Linked DNA regions of Homo sapiens: region 1 is linked to region 2. Evidence: chromatin loops called from intact Hi-C (ENCODE). Cell type or tissue: Calu3. All regions are shown on one strand.

Region 1 (8,000 bases), 110 kb after region 2:
ACTTCTTTGTATTTTTAAAGTGCCTGAAGCATATATCCATTCACATGTAGGTTTGGAACCAAAAACCACAGGCTCAATATTTTTAGGGAATCTAATGCATTTGGAAATTGAGACTGTACATATAACATACCTATAGGGTGCATTTATTTTTTTCCAGAAAACCAAGTTTAATAATGTGTTAAGATGAAAACAAGCCTCCCTTTCTGTTATAACCTTCTCTACATTATACCTCACTATGATTTCACATGAGCTATTGAACTTCTACAGTTTTTCTTATTTTTAGACATAAAATTGGATGTTGTATGCATTTTTAAAATATCTCTTCAGCTAAGGAGAGAATGTGGAAAAAACAAAGAGCAAACCCACTTTGCTATAATTATATTGCTGAATCTAAAGGATTTTTCACTGGCACCGCAAAGTGTAAAAGAGCCTCACAGTGTGACATTTGTGCTGTTGTGGAGTTGACCTAAGTATATAAATCTAGGTTTTTGTCATCAGCGCGTATTGATGGCATTTTAAATATATTGGCATGCAGTTCTCTGATATTAGGCATGCCCAGGGATAGAGTTTGAGTATCTGCTTGCAAAACGTCTCAGTAGAAGGATCTAATTCTCTGGCACAATTGCAAGATTTGGGCCTTCCTGAACAATCCTACTGTCTGTCTGGGGCTGATTCTTCGGAATGCCATCAGAACCTGGGTTAGCAGCAGTTGAACCAGGGCTCAATAATGGGTGAAGAGAGAAAGAACAATTTTCTTTTAGCATCTTTATCCTACTTGGCTGCTAGGCTGCTGTCTTTCTTCTCATTTCTCTTCTTCCTGAATCTTCTTCTGATCCCATCTCCTTAGTTGAGTATCTTAGAGGCACCGTTGATTCTAGAAATAGTTTTGATTATTTTCAAGAGCACATCTGCCCTGAATGCTAAAGGACATTTCAAAACCATAGTGGTGGGCAATGTTTTGTTACTTTGGGTATACAGCATTTACTTTACCATGCACTTTCATTCGTGGCTGCAAAGAACAGAAAACCCAACCAGTAGTAGCTTCCAAGAGCAAAGGTGAATTTTCCCACTTAGCACAAAAGGTCTGGAGGTCAGCAGTGCAGGCTGGTTCCATTGACTGATGATGCAGGTGACCAGGGACCGAGGTGCCTGCTCTCTAGAGAGCTGTGCTGGCTTTCTTTATGCTTCCCATAAAGAAAATGTGGTCACAACTTTGTAGCTGCATCTGAGTAATCAGGAAAAAGTGGGGCGATTGAAGGGCTGCAGGGTGTTCCACTCTTCCTTCCTCTGCAAATGGGTATTTACACTGCCTCTGCTGGGCTCCCCAAAGCCTAGTGTCTCAAAGTCAACTTAATATTTTTCTATTTGATTTTACGTTGTTGTTGTTTTTGTTGTTGTTGTTGTTGAGATAGGGCATCCCTTTGTCACCCAGGCTGGAGTGCAGTGGCATGATCATGATCATAGTTTTCTGCAGACCCAATTTACCAGGCTTAAGCGGTTCCCCCACCTCAGCCTCCTGAGCAATTGGGACCCCAGGCACACACCATCAGGCCTGGCTGATTTTTTATTTTTGTTAGAGACAGAGTCTCGCTATGTTGTCCAGGCTTGTCTCAAACCTCCAGGGCTCAAGTGATCCTCCTGCCTTGGTCTCCCAAAGTGCTGGGATTACAGGTATAAGCCACCACGCCTGGTCAGTTTACCTTTCTTATGTAGACCTTTGATCCATCTGGAATATGTTTTTGTATATGATGAGAGGGATCCAATTTTTTTCCACAAGATGAGTCAGTTTTCCCAGCATCAGTTTCTAGATAATCTGTCCTTTCTCACAGGCTTATGATGCCACTTCTCTGCATCGGCCACACCTGCTTTCTTTATGATGCCACTTGTTAGCTAAGTTGGAAAACACACACACAGACACACACACACACACAGTCTCTTTTCTCTCTTTCTTTTTCTTCATCCCTCCTTTATATTTTTCTGGAATTTCTATTCTTTTCCATTTTTCTCTTACACTTTGTAATATACCTTGATATATGCTGGACAAAGGCCCTTTTTGCCTTGCCTTGCCATTTTTCCCTATTCCGTACTATATCATTTGTCCTGTTTCATTTTTCTTCCCCCCCTTTACTTTTCTTCTCTTTTTCTTCTTAAAATTGACAGTAGATGATATCTCTGCATACTCACCATATGATAGGACTTAATTTTTGTGTTTCTCTTTCATTGACCACCAACTGTAAAGCAAATTTTGAGGTATTAGGTGTATAAAAAGGCTACATTCAGCAATAACAGCCTAAAAACAGCATACTGTGTGTTTCTAAAAACTGTATGTTTTTGGCCACTACAGAAATTTTGGGTTTGTTTTGTTTTGCTTTGGTTTTGACTGCCAGATGGAGCAAAGTGTTCATGTACAGCTCAAACATAGCTCTGTATAATGTTGCCTTTTTTTACTCTTGTCTCCTTACAGTCATTATCTGACTAAAAGTAATTAGTGTGTTGGAAATTTAGAGTGAATAACTTTGAGAGGAAGCACTTATTTTCTTTTATTGCAAGTAAAAGATGTTTTTTGATTCAGTTGAATAGTACTTGAAAGACTGAACGAATGTAGCAAATTCTGTCAGCAAACTGGATAATCCAAAAGTTGAAAATGTGGGGGTCTGCAAAAATCAGTTACAGAAGATTAAAGTACCTTTGGTAGCACATTATTAAGAAAATCCACAGCTGTTTTAAAGTGGGTGTTTCCTCATGGAGAAAAGTCTAAAGTCTCTTGCAGTTACATTCTGATTTCTTCGTAGCTTGCCAAAGGTTGGCAACCTTTGCTCAGTACATGCCTCACACGGCAGGGAGCAGGAGTGTCTCATCATTTCTGGGGTGGGTGGTCTCCTTGGGGGAGCCCAGGGATGCCTTATGCATGGCTGAGAAATTTTCTTTCTGTGGCCCTCTGTACTGTATGGGCTTTAGGGACAAACTTGTGAGGGGGGGTGTGTATGTGTGTGTGTGTGTGTGTGTGTGTAAAACACTCTTCTTGAGCTCTGACTGCAAGAAGAAATGGTTTGAGAAGACAGAGGAAGGCTGAGAAAGGACTTTGAATGTGAAAATGCTATTCTTGTAGCATCCTTAATGCCATTGGTCCTTAGCTTTATAGATCAAGATTGCGAGTGAGCCCCTTATAGGTCTGGGGTTTATTGTTGCTAATACCAGATGAGTTACAGTATGTATTGCAGTCCTTGTATTTTAAGTTACATCTGGTTTCTCTTAAAGTTCCTTAGTAAACCAAAACTGTTGGTGAGTGGAAGCCTGATGCTGAAAATTTTGAAAAGCAACTGTGTCAGATCACAGGATTTTTCTTTGTTTTTTGTTTTCATAGAGTTGTTTTGGGCTTGGTGACTGTTTCATTTAAATCAAGTATAAATGCACAGAGGTAAACAGACACTCCTATTTAGTCTTAAGAACTTGGTTTGATTTGGAATTTTAACTGCCAGGGCCCACTGTTTAGTGTCTAGCCTGCTTTCTATTTCCTGCGCTATTGTTTTGCTTTTGGTCACCTTAGGGGAAAGGCTACAGCTTCCATGGTCCCAAAGTCAGTGGCGCTGTCAGATTATAAACTGAGAAGAGCTGATTCCTTGGTGGACAACCAGAGTTCTTCATGTGATTTTAGTTTACATTTAGTTGGATTTCACATTACAGTACATTTGGTGAATTATTTCCTGAATGAGACTGAGAAATCACTGGGCTCTGGCAACTCTGTACTGCTTCCTCTGCTTTAGGGATTTTCTGTCTGAAATCTTCAGAAAAAGTTGCAATAGAGTTCATGAAAACCCTCAGTTCTAAATGGACACATGAAGAAACACCTTAGGTTTGAAAGGGTGTTTTAAAATTACATTCCTGTCTTGTATTTTTTTTTCTCCTTTTTATTTTTTTTTTCTTTTTGGCCTAAGTTTCAATGACATTCTGGAAGATGAATTTCAGTTGGGTTTTGGGAAACTATTTCCAGCAGCGGTTGAGTCTGGATTTGATTCCACAGAGTTACAGCCGAGGCTTCTCTGCATTGGCCACACCTGCTTTCTTGAGCAACCTGAGAGACACTGCCTGTGGACATTTTCCACTACTTAGTGATTAGTCACCTCACAGTTCTGCTGTTTTTGCCGTGAGATAATTTCACTTTCTCCTTCTGCTCCTGCGTGTTCTATGTCTGTTTTCACCCATCTTTGCTTTTCCCATTTTCCTCTGGATTTATTTATTCTGTCCCTTACATTTCTTTATACATTTGCCTCTTCTTATCCTGGGAACCTCACACCTCTGCTTGTTCCATTTTCACTTGTTTCTGGATGTGTTGTATCTATTCCTTTGAAAAACGTTGCTCTTTTGTAACATGACCTGTCCCAGCATCATCAAGATAGAGACTTTTAAAAAATACTCCCTTTCGTATCTTAGAAGGCAATAGATCTTCTTTCCCAGCCAACCAGCTGGAAAGGCTTTTTTTTGCTTTTCCGTTTTTTGCATTTCCACGTAGACTGCGTTGCTCCTTGCTAGAGAAACCACAAGCATTCCTGTGTGAAATGAAACTCGCTGTTTTGTGATTTTGTGTGTGGGGGTGGAGAGGGGCATGGTAATATTTAGAGTCCCTGGCCTTTGCCTCCCAAAGGTTTGTCATTAACATTTTGTTGATTTTTAAGCTTGCTCTTATATTTAGGACCAGTTTACTGAGTTTACCTCCCATTCCCTTTCTAGCAGGACACCCAAGAGTCCTGTTTGCTCATTTCCTCTTGTCCTGGTCCCACCCTAAGGGTTTTCCATGGGCTCGCACTTCTCAAGGAGTTCTTGGGATCCAGGACCCTTTAGCAACTACTAGCCTTTTTTTTTTTTTTTTTTTTTTTTTTTTTTTTGCCAGAGTCTTCTCCTTAGCAACTGTAATGGCATATTAAGTTACCAGTTAATTCCTTTGTGAGGAAGCGTAGCAGTTTAATATCGAACAAAGGCATGTTTGAGCAAATATTGACAATTGAACACTTTAGCAACATTAAGATGCCTTTTATAATGGATCTGTCTTACAAAGAAAAGCGATAACTTTCTAGTCTCTTATGCTGTCCAAAACTCAGGGACTTCGTAGATTTAGATAACATGATTTCCTTGGTAGTTGGATTTCAGCAATATCATAGACTTTGATAGTGAAGCATGCTTGTATGCTATTTTCAAATAATTTTCATTGGTGCTAACATTTTTAAAAATTCAATTATTGTCTCACTGCTTTAATTTCTTAGTTACTCTAATAACAAAGCCCTTTTATTGTGCAGAGAAGTAACCGTATGTAATTTATAATACGGGATGCTGAACAGGACTTATCGTGTAACCCGCTACAAGACTTTAGAATATACAAGGACTGTATATAAAATAATGAGACCAAGTCTGTGGCTCAGGCATGAAATCAGCCACCTTGTTGAATGTTAAACTACTTTTATATAATGTTCTGTGGATTTGTATTTGTTCATGAGTATGTGAACATTTCTCCTCTATGAAATAAAGCTGTCAATGAGTTCTATGAAATCGTAACACATTTTCTATAGGACGAGTATTTGACGTTATGGTTAAATATAGTACCAATTTATCTACCCAACTATTATCATGTTTCTATGTTTCTACTGGAAAATGCACTCCTAATTGAGATGTCAGAGGTGAGAACTAAAGCCTCTGTGAGACTAGCATTTAAGAATGCAGAAGTAAATATCAGTGAGTCCATGCCAGAGTGGAGCTTATCAGTAAGTGATGTTATGGAGAGTATATATTCAGAGTCTCTGACTAAGGTTTCAGTTCCTTTAAGAGATTGAGTCCGTAAAAAGGGACAGGAAGGGCACAGGTCTTTTAATGCTGTACACCTATGTAATTTCACAAGAGCCAGGACCCCCCATCCAGGTCAGCCACTCTCAAGATATTCAAGACATAACTTCCTTCAGTGATTATTTGTATGTTTAGGTTGTTCTTGGGTAAACTGTGTTAGAACCAGAGATGCCATAAATATCAATGCAGTCTGTCCTTAAGCCTGTGGCTGCCAACTCAGATCAGCTGTGTACAGCTGACCTTTACATCAAAGGCTTCTCTTTTTGCTGCCACAGCAAAAGGTTTGAAGTTCTTGGCAGTCAGCAACACTGTGAAGAACACAAGGGGAAGATGCATTTCCTATCTCAGAAACAACCCATAGGAAGCAACCTTAGCAGTGGTGCTTGGTTTCCTAAGCCATTCTGCATAAGACATAACATACTGACACTTAACACATTTGCAGTATTTTTCCTTCTACTATCTTAAAAAAAAATATATGTAGTTTTAAAGTCATCCTATGAATGATTAGGCTTCTGTGAGCCAAACCTAGGTCAGTAGCCGTCATTAAAAATTTTTTTTGGTTGGAAAAATATGTTGTATATTTCACATAACCAGTTCATATAAACACTTACAGAATATAATCCATTCATAAGTTTGCGGTTCCCAAGTGTGTGTTTAGCATGTGCCATATATACTTATAGATTTGACATTATATAGGAGCCCCTCACTATAAGTGCCTAAAGGTTGCTAGATGATTACTAATGTATTCTTCCCCTACCAAATTGACAATTCTCTGCTACTGAATAAAAAATGGAACTTGTGATGTATCCTAGAACAGGCTATTAAATCACTGCCATGAGTATGACATTCACTAAGAAAGGAATTCCTGGCACATAGTTCATCTAGTTTTTCTCCTCTTCCCTATAAGGTCTGTGACAAAAAGGCAGTTCACTGTTCTTCTTGTCCCTGCCTGGTTACAAGGTTAGTTCTAATAACCAAACTGTGGGTCTAGATAGTAATTCTATTTCAACCCTGTAAATAATTACCCAAAGCTGCCAAGCTTAAGAAATGTTTTATCAGACATTTCTTCTCATCATCGGTAAGTCTAAGATAATGAAACAAATGGCACTAACTTTTTTTATTTTTTACTTGTGAAACATTTCTGTTTTGGGGAATAAAAGAGCAAGAGATTTTTAAAGCTCTGTTAAGTTCTGTAAAGTCTGATCAGAAAATGGAATTAAAATTAATAAAAACTGAGCTTTTGTTCTAATAAGATTTTTTTTAAGCTGGCCACTTGCTTAAGTCCAATTTAGCTTCCCAAGGACAGTATCTTTGATCATTAAAATATTTATTTATTTATTTATTTATTTATTTATTTATTTATTTATTTTGAGATGGAGTCTTGCTTTGTCACTCAGGCTGGAGTGCAGTGGCACAATCTCGGCTCATTGCAATGTCTGTCTCCCGGGTTCAAGTGATTCTTCTGCCTCAGCCTCCTGAGTAGCTGGGATTACAGGTGTGTGCCACCACACCCAGCTAATTTTTGTATTTTTAGTAGGGACGGGGTTTTGTCATGTTGGCCAGGCTGGTCTCGAACTCCTGACCTCAGATGATCTGACCACCTCAGCCTCCCAAAGTGCTGCAATTACAGGAGTGAGCAACCACACCTGGCCTGATCATTAAAATATTTAAGAGAGTGGCAATATAAGCAAAAATGATTCAATATAAACAAATACAAATTTCAATATAAACAAAAAGATTTATGAAACCTAAAATATTTGAAACTTTTCTAGAGAGAGAACACTAGTCTAAATATCTAGGAAGCAGGCATTTAAGTCCTTGTGCTGGCATATGAAATGGGTTAATTCCTTGATACAAACAGCTCTGGGTATTTATTGTATGTATTTGTATAGTGGCATAAAACATTCTTTACTAAGTTACAAGTCAAAACAGTAAAGGAATGAAAATGACTAAATTGTTCATTTGTTAATACAATATTTCCTGTTTACTCTTTTTCTATGGTGTAAAAGAAACTGAACATTGACTTTCTGTTTTGTAAAACCTAAAAATATAATTAAGAAGAAGAGAGCAGGCCTGGCGCGGTGGCTCACACCTGTAATCCCAGCACTTTGGGAGGCCGAGGCGGGTGGATCACGAGGTCAGGAGATCGAGACCATCCTGGCTAACAC
Region 2 (8,000 bases):
TGTGTTAGAGCTCTGTAAAACATGATAACATAGTAGATTCTGTCAGTTATTGGCTGTGAGTAGAGGTAGTTTGTTGAGGATCAGTATAGGTACCAGTGGCATAACTTATAAATTGGGACAGGCATGGTGGACCAGAGGGGATCTAGTAACTAAGCACTGTGATAGCCAGGGGAATCACTTAAACAGGACCAGTAAGGTACAGAAGGCCTGGGAATTTGGGGGAGGTATGCGAACAGGAAGATAAAGGGACTGATATTAGGAAATTAGAAGGAAGAATCTTGGATGTAGGATGTAGTGGAATGAAGTGGATTTTAAAGTTTCTAATACTAAATGACAGACATAGTAACATCTAGCAGGAGGGCTGTTTTGGAGGAAAAAAAGAATGTAATTTTAACTAATACGATGACTTTTAAGTCTAGGTGGTAAGGTTTAGAGTAACAGAGCAGGGCTGGAAATAGTGACTTATTAGGAATTAACTTGCATTCCAGAAATTGAGGGTTCATGTAGAATTGCCTGTAAGCCAGGAGTTTTCTTATTCATCTCTTTAATGTTATAGAAAATAACATCTGTACTTTATGGTAAGTAATTACAGAGTTAAAAAAAAAGGCCATTTGAAAAAAACAGCTTAAAAATGTCAAATAGGAAATGTGGGGATAAGTGTATTCTTTTCAAAATGTGGTTCTGAATTGGACTAACTCAAGCTGCAGTTAAAGGAAAAAAGGCTCGTTTATTTGACTCTTGCCTTCTTTGCTTTCTCCCTGTCTCAGGCTCCTTTCCCCAACGCCTCTCCCCTTTTTGGTCTCAGTGCTTCTGAAATGTAGACACTGGTCTACACATGGGTCACCCAGAGTTCACAGACTTGAAAGTCCTCTTATTCCCAAGAGCTGTGTGTGCCTCATCAGCCTTCTCTGGGTTTTGTGGCAGGGGGTGATGAGAAAGGATGCCCAGAGGCTACTTGTACCAATAAGAGCCACCGCTTGTTGTGAAAAGAGCACCAATGAGGAGAAAGCAGGCAGAGATAGTCCCGGCACTGGGTATCTCTTCAAGGCCTCTGGTTCCGTTATTCGTCAAAGGAGGGGTAGAACTAAGCATATGGTCTCTAAAGCTTTGAAATTCTTTTTTCTTTTCTTTTCTTTTCTTTTTTCTCTTCTCTTTTTTCTCTTCTCTTTTTTCTTTTCTTTTCCTTTTTCTTCCCTCCCTCCCTCCCTCGTTTGCTTTCATCTTTTTCTTTCTTGCAGTTGACAAATAAAAATTGTATATATTTATGGTGTACATATTTCATTGTATATATGTACATTGTGGAATAGCTAAATCAAGCTAATTAACGTATGCATTACTTCATATAATTATCTTTTTTGTGGTAAGAACACCTAAAATCTACTCAGCAATTTTCAAGTATAAAATACATTGTTATTAACTAGTCACCATGTTGTATAATAGATCTCTGAATTATTCCTCCTAACTGAAAATTTTTTTAGTGTGCAGAAGATCCATATCTATACCCTAAGTGTTCCCAATAAATCAAAATAGTGTCCAAGAAGCAGCTCACAGAGCATATTTGTTTTCAATGTGAGATTTATGTAGCACTTTTATATTTGCCAAAGCTTTTATTTTCCTAAATTCCCCAGTGAAGTAGGGCAACAAGAAGATCATCAGTGGTGAGTCTGCCATTTAAATTTTTTTTTTTTTTTTTGAGACAGAGTCTCACACTCACCCAGGCTGGAGTGCAGTGGTGCAATCTCGGCTCACTGCAACCTCTGCCTCCTGGGTTCAAGCAATTCTCCTGCCTCAGCCTCCCAAGTAGTAGCTGGGATTACAGGCGCCTGCCACCACACCCAGCTAATTGTTTTTTTTTTTTTTTTTTTTTGTATTTTTAGTAGCGATGGGGTTTCACCATGTTGGCCAGCCTGGTCTCGAACTCCTGACCTCAGGTGATCCACCTGCCTTGACCTCCCAAAGTTCTGGAATTACAGGTATGAGCCACTGTGCCCGGCCAAATTTTTTTTTTTTTTTTTTTTTTTGAGACAGGGTCCTTCGTCTCCCAGGCTGGGGTACATCTTGGCTCAATGAAGCCTCAACCTCCCAGGCTCAAGTGATCCTCCTACCTCAGCCTCCCGAGTAGCTGGGACTAAAGGCATGTGCCACCATGCCTGGCTAATTTTTGTATTTTTTGTAGAGACAGGGTTTCGCCATGTTGCCCAGACTGGCTGCCATTGAAATTAATCCAGTGTAATCTTCTCAAATGCAGTGTAGTATTGAGAAACGGGGTCCAGTGCAACAAAGAGTTTATGATTTTCCCTGAGCCTCATCCCTAAGATCTTGTTAACCAAATTTTGGACAGAAATGGTAATTTTTCAGTAAGCATAAGATAACATTACTTTTTATTCTTTTTTTTCTGATGGGAGTACTGATCAGTAAATTAAGCAATATAAGCTTCTTAGAAAAGATTGGGTTGGAAAAAGAATTGAATCCACACTGTAGTTTTGTTCTGGATTTACATTATATGCCCTGCCTGTGTTTACTGACAACATTCCTCGAGCATTTTATTTGCTATTTGGATATAAAAAGGTGTCAGTTGTATAGGAAGAAACCAAAGTTATAATAGAGTGTTTGTACCAAAATGTTTACCTATAAACAGGTAGGGCTGTCATGAAATGCAATAACTAATCCTTATCCATACTGAAGAAAGCTGCATTGTGGCTTTTTTACATGCAAAGTCTTAAGGTGTTATAACTTAAGTTAGATTTTAAATAAATTATGGACTGCCCTTCTTCCCTTTGTGACCTCTTAAATCTCTGAGACCAAAAATATTTACATATGCAGCTTATAGACATTTGTTAAACCCTAAGATGGTTATTGCAGCCATGGGATACTCAATTAACTGTGCATTTACTCACCAAAAATTGTTTTTGAGCCCACTAGTGTGTGGCAGGTACTGAGTTGGGCCTTTGGAATACAGTGGTGAGCAGTTATGACATGGATTCTGCCATTATGGAGCAAACATAAATTTCACTGAAGAATGCAGACAAAGTATAGAGAAATGAGTAGATAGAATAATTACTGATTATAATGTGTCTACGAAAGAAACAACTTGGAAGGGACCTATTACATGGTGAACACATCAAGTAAAAAGCTCTTCAATTTTTAAACAAAATAATTTTGAGGGACAGCTAAATTTTCATCACTTGCTTTGGATAGATAAAAAGCTTTCTTAAGTGTCTATTTCAACTTTCAAAAGCAGTTCTTTGCTTTTCCACTTAGAAAAACACATTTAAAAATTCTTGCCCATTGAGGATATAATTGTATTTTCTTTCAATTGTCTTTATTGGAATTCTTTTACAATTCTTCCAAAACAATAATACATTCCTTAGAGCTGAGCCTCAGCAGGAAAAATGAAGCATCTCATTTGATGTATTATTCCATTACCTATGATGTCAAGGCAGTTGGTAAATAATTTCTTTTTATAGAGCAACCACAGGGGTTGCTAACAGTGCAATCCCCAGGAAATGATTTTGGGAAGCTCTATCATGCGATGGCTGCTATTCATTATCTACTCTGTGTTGGACAGGCTCGGGGTTTTGTTTGCCTTTTAAATCAGGGCAACACTTGCATTGTGGTTTTGCCGTCGTGCCCTTGCTTCATGTTGGAATTTTTCTAGGACTTATTGCAGATTCAGAGGCAGATGTTTGTCTTCCTGAGGTTAGGAGATGATTTGGCGCCATCTAGGTTGACTTCTTTTTTTTCTTTCCTTTTTTTTTTTGCTTTCCTGGAACAAACACTATTACCAAATACATTTCAAGCAATGAAAATAGCTCAGTAGAAATGGTATGGTGGTGCCTTCATACCCTTGGCTATTCGAGTATTGACTAGTCTTAGAGAGATTAATCATTTGTAATTTTAAGTTCTAATAATACAGCGAAGGTTATCATTTGTATTTTAGGAAACTTTATAGCCTCTGTACTTTGTAATGGAGAATGAGTTGGCTGTGGGGTTAACAATGTGGTTATATAGATAAAACCTCTTTTGAGAGATTCTTTTTTCAAGAAATTGTGGTAAAACACACATAAAAGTTACCATTTTAACCATTTTTAAGTATACAGTCTAGTGGTGTTAGCATTGTTGGGATTCACATTGTGTTAGGAATTCACATTGTGATTCACATTGTGTTGGAATGTGAATCACAGCAGTATGAATGTACCTAACGTTGCTATTTTGACGTCTAAATGGCCACATGTTTTCAGAGAAAATAATTTAACATTGAAACATAGTTACAAAATATCTTGCAGGGAAGACACAATTTGAAATTGTAATAGCAGTGCTGCAAGTTTATAGTAAAACTGGAATAGCCAGGTCTCTTCAAGGCCAGCTTTGCACATTTAAGTGAATAGTAAATAGTTACTCTAAAGCTGGCATTTAGAATTATTAATTAATTGGTAAGTGCTGAATACCTGGAAAATAGCCCAGGGAAGTATCTGCATTTTGTGAGGTGTGAGTTAGGCTCTGCACTTTCGGGGTGAATGAAAATGAACAGCAGCTACTCATGGTGGCTTCTTATTCCTGAGTTCCGAAAGAGGCTGGGGGTGTTTTCATGTACTGAGTACTGTCATTATGTAGATCTTAGCTTGTCTTCCCTGAAATGTTTATTAAATCTCTATGTGTTGTGTTCCAGGGTGTGGAAGAGTGACTTTGGTTGGTTAGAGGAAGAGGTCAGAATGATGAGTTCTAGGTTGGCATTATTCCTGGAATGTCATGGAACTTTTCCTGTAATGAGTTCCTGGTGACTTGAGAACATTTGCAAAACCGTGCCCTCAACGTCTAGCTGTGCAGTCATCCTTTCTGTTCCACTCAGCCAGTGGTCTCCCAGGAAAGTGTGGTTGACTGTACAACCCATCATTCTATTGCACCAGTCACCAAAAACACATATGCTCCTGACAATATGAACCATTTATTATTATTATTATTATTATTATTATTATTATTATTATTATTATTATTATTATTGAGGCAGGATCTTGCTCTGCCACCCAGGTTGGAGTGCAGTGATGTGATCACGGCTTACTGCAGTCTTGACCTCCTGGGCTTAGGCAATTCTCCCCACTCAGCCTCCTGAGTAGCTGGGACTACATGTGTGTGCAACCATGCTCGGCTAATTTTTTTTACTATTTTTGTAGAGATGGGGTCTTTGTTGCCCAGGCCAGTCGCAAACTCCTTGGCTCAAGCAATCCTCCTGCCTCGGCCTCCCAAAGTGCTAGGATTACAGGCATGAGCCACTGCGTCTGGCCCTGTCTTTATTATTCTTGTAAACTTAATGTCTGCAAGGTGTTATTTACCAAAGAGGTTTGTAAACCAGATGTCTCTTCTCTTGAACACTAATGAATAAAATCTTGTATTTTTTGGCTTTCTCAGCTAATCATTACTTAAACCTTCAGCTTAAAAACTGGGGAATTGAAATCCCTGTGGCTGGCTAGTCCTCTGAAGGCTTTGTGATGATGTCACTCTCAGATCGGGACAGAAGCATTCAAGAGAGGGATAATACTCTTGCTTATGTGACAGCTGTATGTGTCCAAGAGCATTTGGCTACATTCAGTGATTTGATGGCCTTGTTCTGATTACAGAGCTCTTTGCTATCTTCTTCCTTTGCATTGAATTTTGTCAAATTTCCCAGGTATTCTCTGAAGAAAGTTCCTCTTTAGTTGTCAATCACCACCTGTCCATCAGAGAAATCTTTTAGCTACCTCTAAATGTGAGCTTGGCTGGGCTAGGTTGAATGATAGAATTCTTGTATTTTTAGAGTGAATTCTGAATAGCAGAATGGTCAGGACTTACAGTACATTATTTTATCCTTTGTTCCAAAAAGGGGTTTGAAGTGGCTTAACAATTTACATTTAGTAATACAGACTGAAAAATAAATAGAAGAGGAAATTGTTGTGAAGGGAAAATAAGTGTTGGAAAATAATTTGAGAGGAGGAACAATAAGATTTGTACACAACACACACCAACAGGATCTGAGCTTCCTCCATGGCCACAGCAGAAAAGGAAGCCTGACCATTTAGGAGAACCACAAGGTCCATGAGATTAAAAATAAATTAGTGGCTCTGGAAGATCACAGGCTTTATTGCTACAGGAACCTTGGAGGAGCTTCTGTTAATTACCTAATGAGACACTGCAGTGTGTGTCTGGCAGAATATGTCCTCAACAGCACCTACCCTGCTGAAATATGGTTGTTTCCTGTTATGTGTCAGTATAGGAAATAATATAGTTTGCTTTCTATTGTGTGCTAATATGACTTAAATCAGTTCTAAAAAAGTTAGAAATTTTTTTGGAATATCTACGATGAGATATATACCTGTCAGTCCTCCATGAATTTCTCCCAGCTGAGTTAGATAAGGTGGTTATCTGGCCTTTAGAATATTATTATTGCTAATAATTATTACAGTAGCACCAGTTACAACACATAGCTACTCTTTCCCAAGTACCTATAATGTTTTAAGCATCATACTAGGGCACTTGCTACAGAAGAGATCTCTCAATTCTCAGGGAAACCGCGTGGCTTTATTCTTATTTTAGAGAAAGAAAATTGGCTCAAAGACTTTGACTGACTTGGCCAGGTTTGCCTGGCTACCACTCCCTGTGTGCCTGGCCCCGATTCTTCTACCTGAGACCCAGAAGTTGTGTAAGGAAGACAGTTTAGCTCTTTTGAGTCAACTCCCTAAAACAATCGATCCTTTTCTCCTGTTAGTCTGTGCAGCACAGAAACAGAACTCCACCCGTCCCCGTGCCTGGGAAGTCTCTGGTTTTTGTTTAAGGCATGTGTATCCTATACGTGCCTTGTGGCAATTCCACAGCTGGCTCCCTTTAGGCTCCATGGAATTGTACATCTAGGGCCACGTTAGAGTGATCGAAAAAACTAGATAAGGATAAGTATTTTCTTGTTTTAACTTTTTAAATGTTCTTAAGCTTCGAAAATTGAATTGAATTTAATTTGGCCAACGTTGTCAGGAAGGGCAAGCTTATAAAAAGAAAAAAATAACCTTTCATGTAAAGTTATTTGAAATCTCATAATATTTCTACTGTGCCTTTTTGATTAAAAATTTAAGTTAAAAGCAGTGATAGATTTTGCCTATCATTTTGATTTTTTAAGTTTATGTTCAAAAGTATGCCTATATATATTTTAAGTCAGAGCTGGGGTTACTTTTAAATACCGGTTCTTAATAACAATAAAAGGTCATCAAATAGTATTATGTTCACATTCTAAAAGGTTTAGTCTGTGTCTAAACAAAAAAAATTTTCTTTATATGGACAGAAAGAACTCCCCGCCCCACCAATACACACCCTCTTTCTTACACTTTGTAGTACCCTAGGTCAAAGTAGGGAAGCTCATGATATGTTTTAAAGAGGGAAAAGGTGGCCAGGCGCGGTGGCTCACGCCTGTAATCCCAGCACTTTGGGAGACCGAGGTGGGTGGATCACGAGGTCAGGAGATCGAGACCATCCTGACTAACTCGGTGAAACTTTGTCTCTATTAAAAATACAAAAAATTAGCTGGGTGTGGTGGTGGGCGCCTGTAGTCCCAGCTACTCGGGAGGCTGAGGCAGGAGAATGGTGAACCCGGGAGGCGGAGCTTGCAGTGAGCCGAGATCGCGCCACTGCGCTCCAGCCTGGGCGACAGAGCGAGACTCCATCTCAAAAAAAAAAAAAAAAAAAAAAAAAAAAAGAGGGAAAAGGTATGCAATTAGAACCAGATTGGCATTTTGGCAGGTATTTATTTTTCCAGGATGAACGTGCTTTCAAAAATTGCCAGTAGTTGCTAGGCAGACTTCAACAAACACAAAAGACATTTCCCAAGCATCTAACCTGGCTGGTTTCTCCATTTATATTTTGTGATCCTGGCTCGCAGTGTAGTAAACCCTATTACTATTTGAACTCGAAATACAGAATACTTCTGCCAGCAGTCCCATTGGCATTTTGCGGCAGTCATGAAGTTAAATTTTCTTCGCCAG

The links. Hi-C counts contacts between places; a loop is a spot of excess contacts. Peaks named below come from ENCODE experiments on the same cell type or tissue, not always from the same donor. Only the 100,000 strongest peaks of a DNase experiment are listed, where the experiment ranks them.
Region 1: it touches region 2 in a loop (2.6-fold over the local background); 4 of 110 quality-filtered maps call a loop at or near these places.

What each region holds. Positions count from the first base shown.
Region 1 is chr10:58,751,776-58,759,775 of GRCh38, forward strand. The region is part of intron 3 of BICC1 (BicC family RNA binding protein 1); the gene reads left to right. Among named protein-coding and RNA genes, the nearest start is that of BICC1, 240 kb to the left of the region's middle. In Calu3, no CTCF peak of the experiment used is centred here; a DNase peak (open chromatin) is centred at 4,086.
Region 2 is chr10:58,637,722-58,645,721 of GRCh38, forward strand. All of the region lies in intron 2 of BICC1 (BicC family RNA binding protein 1), which reads left to right. Among named protein-coding and RNA genes, the nearest start is that of BICC1, 130 kb to the left of the region's middle. In Calu3, no CTCF peak of the experiment used is centred here; DNase peaks (open chromatin) are centred at 3,610 and 6,750.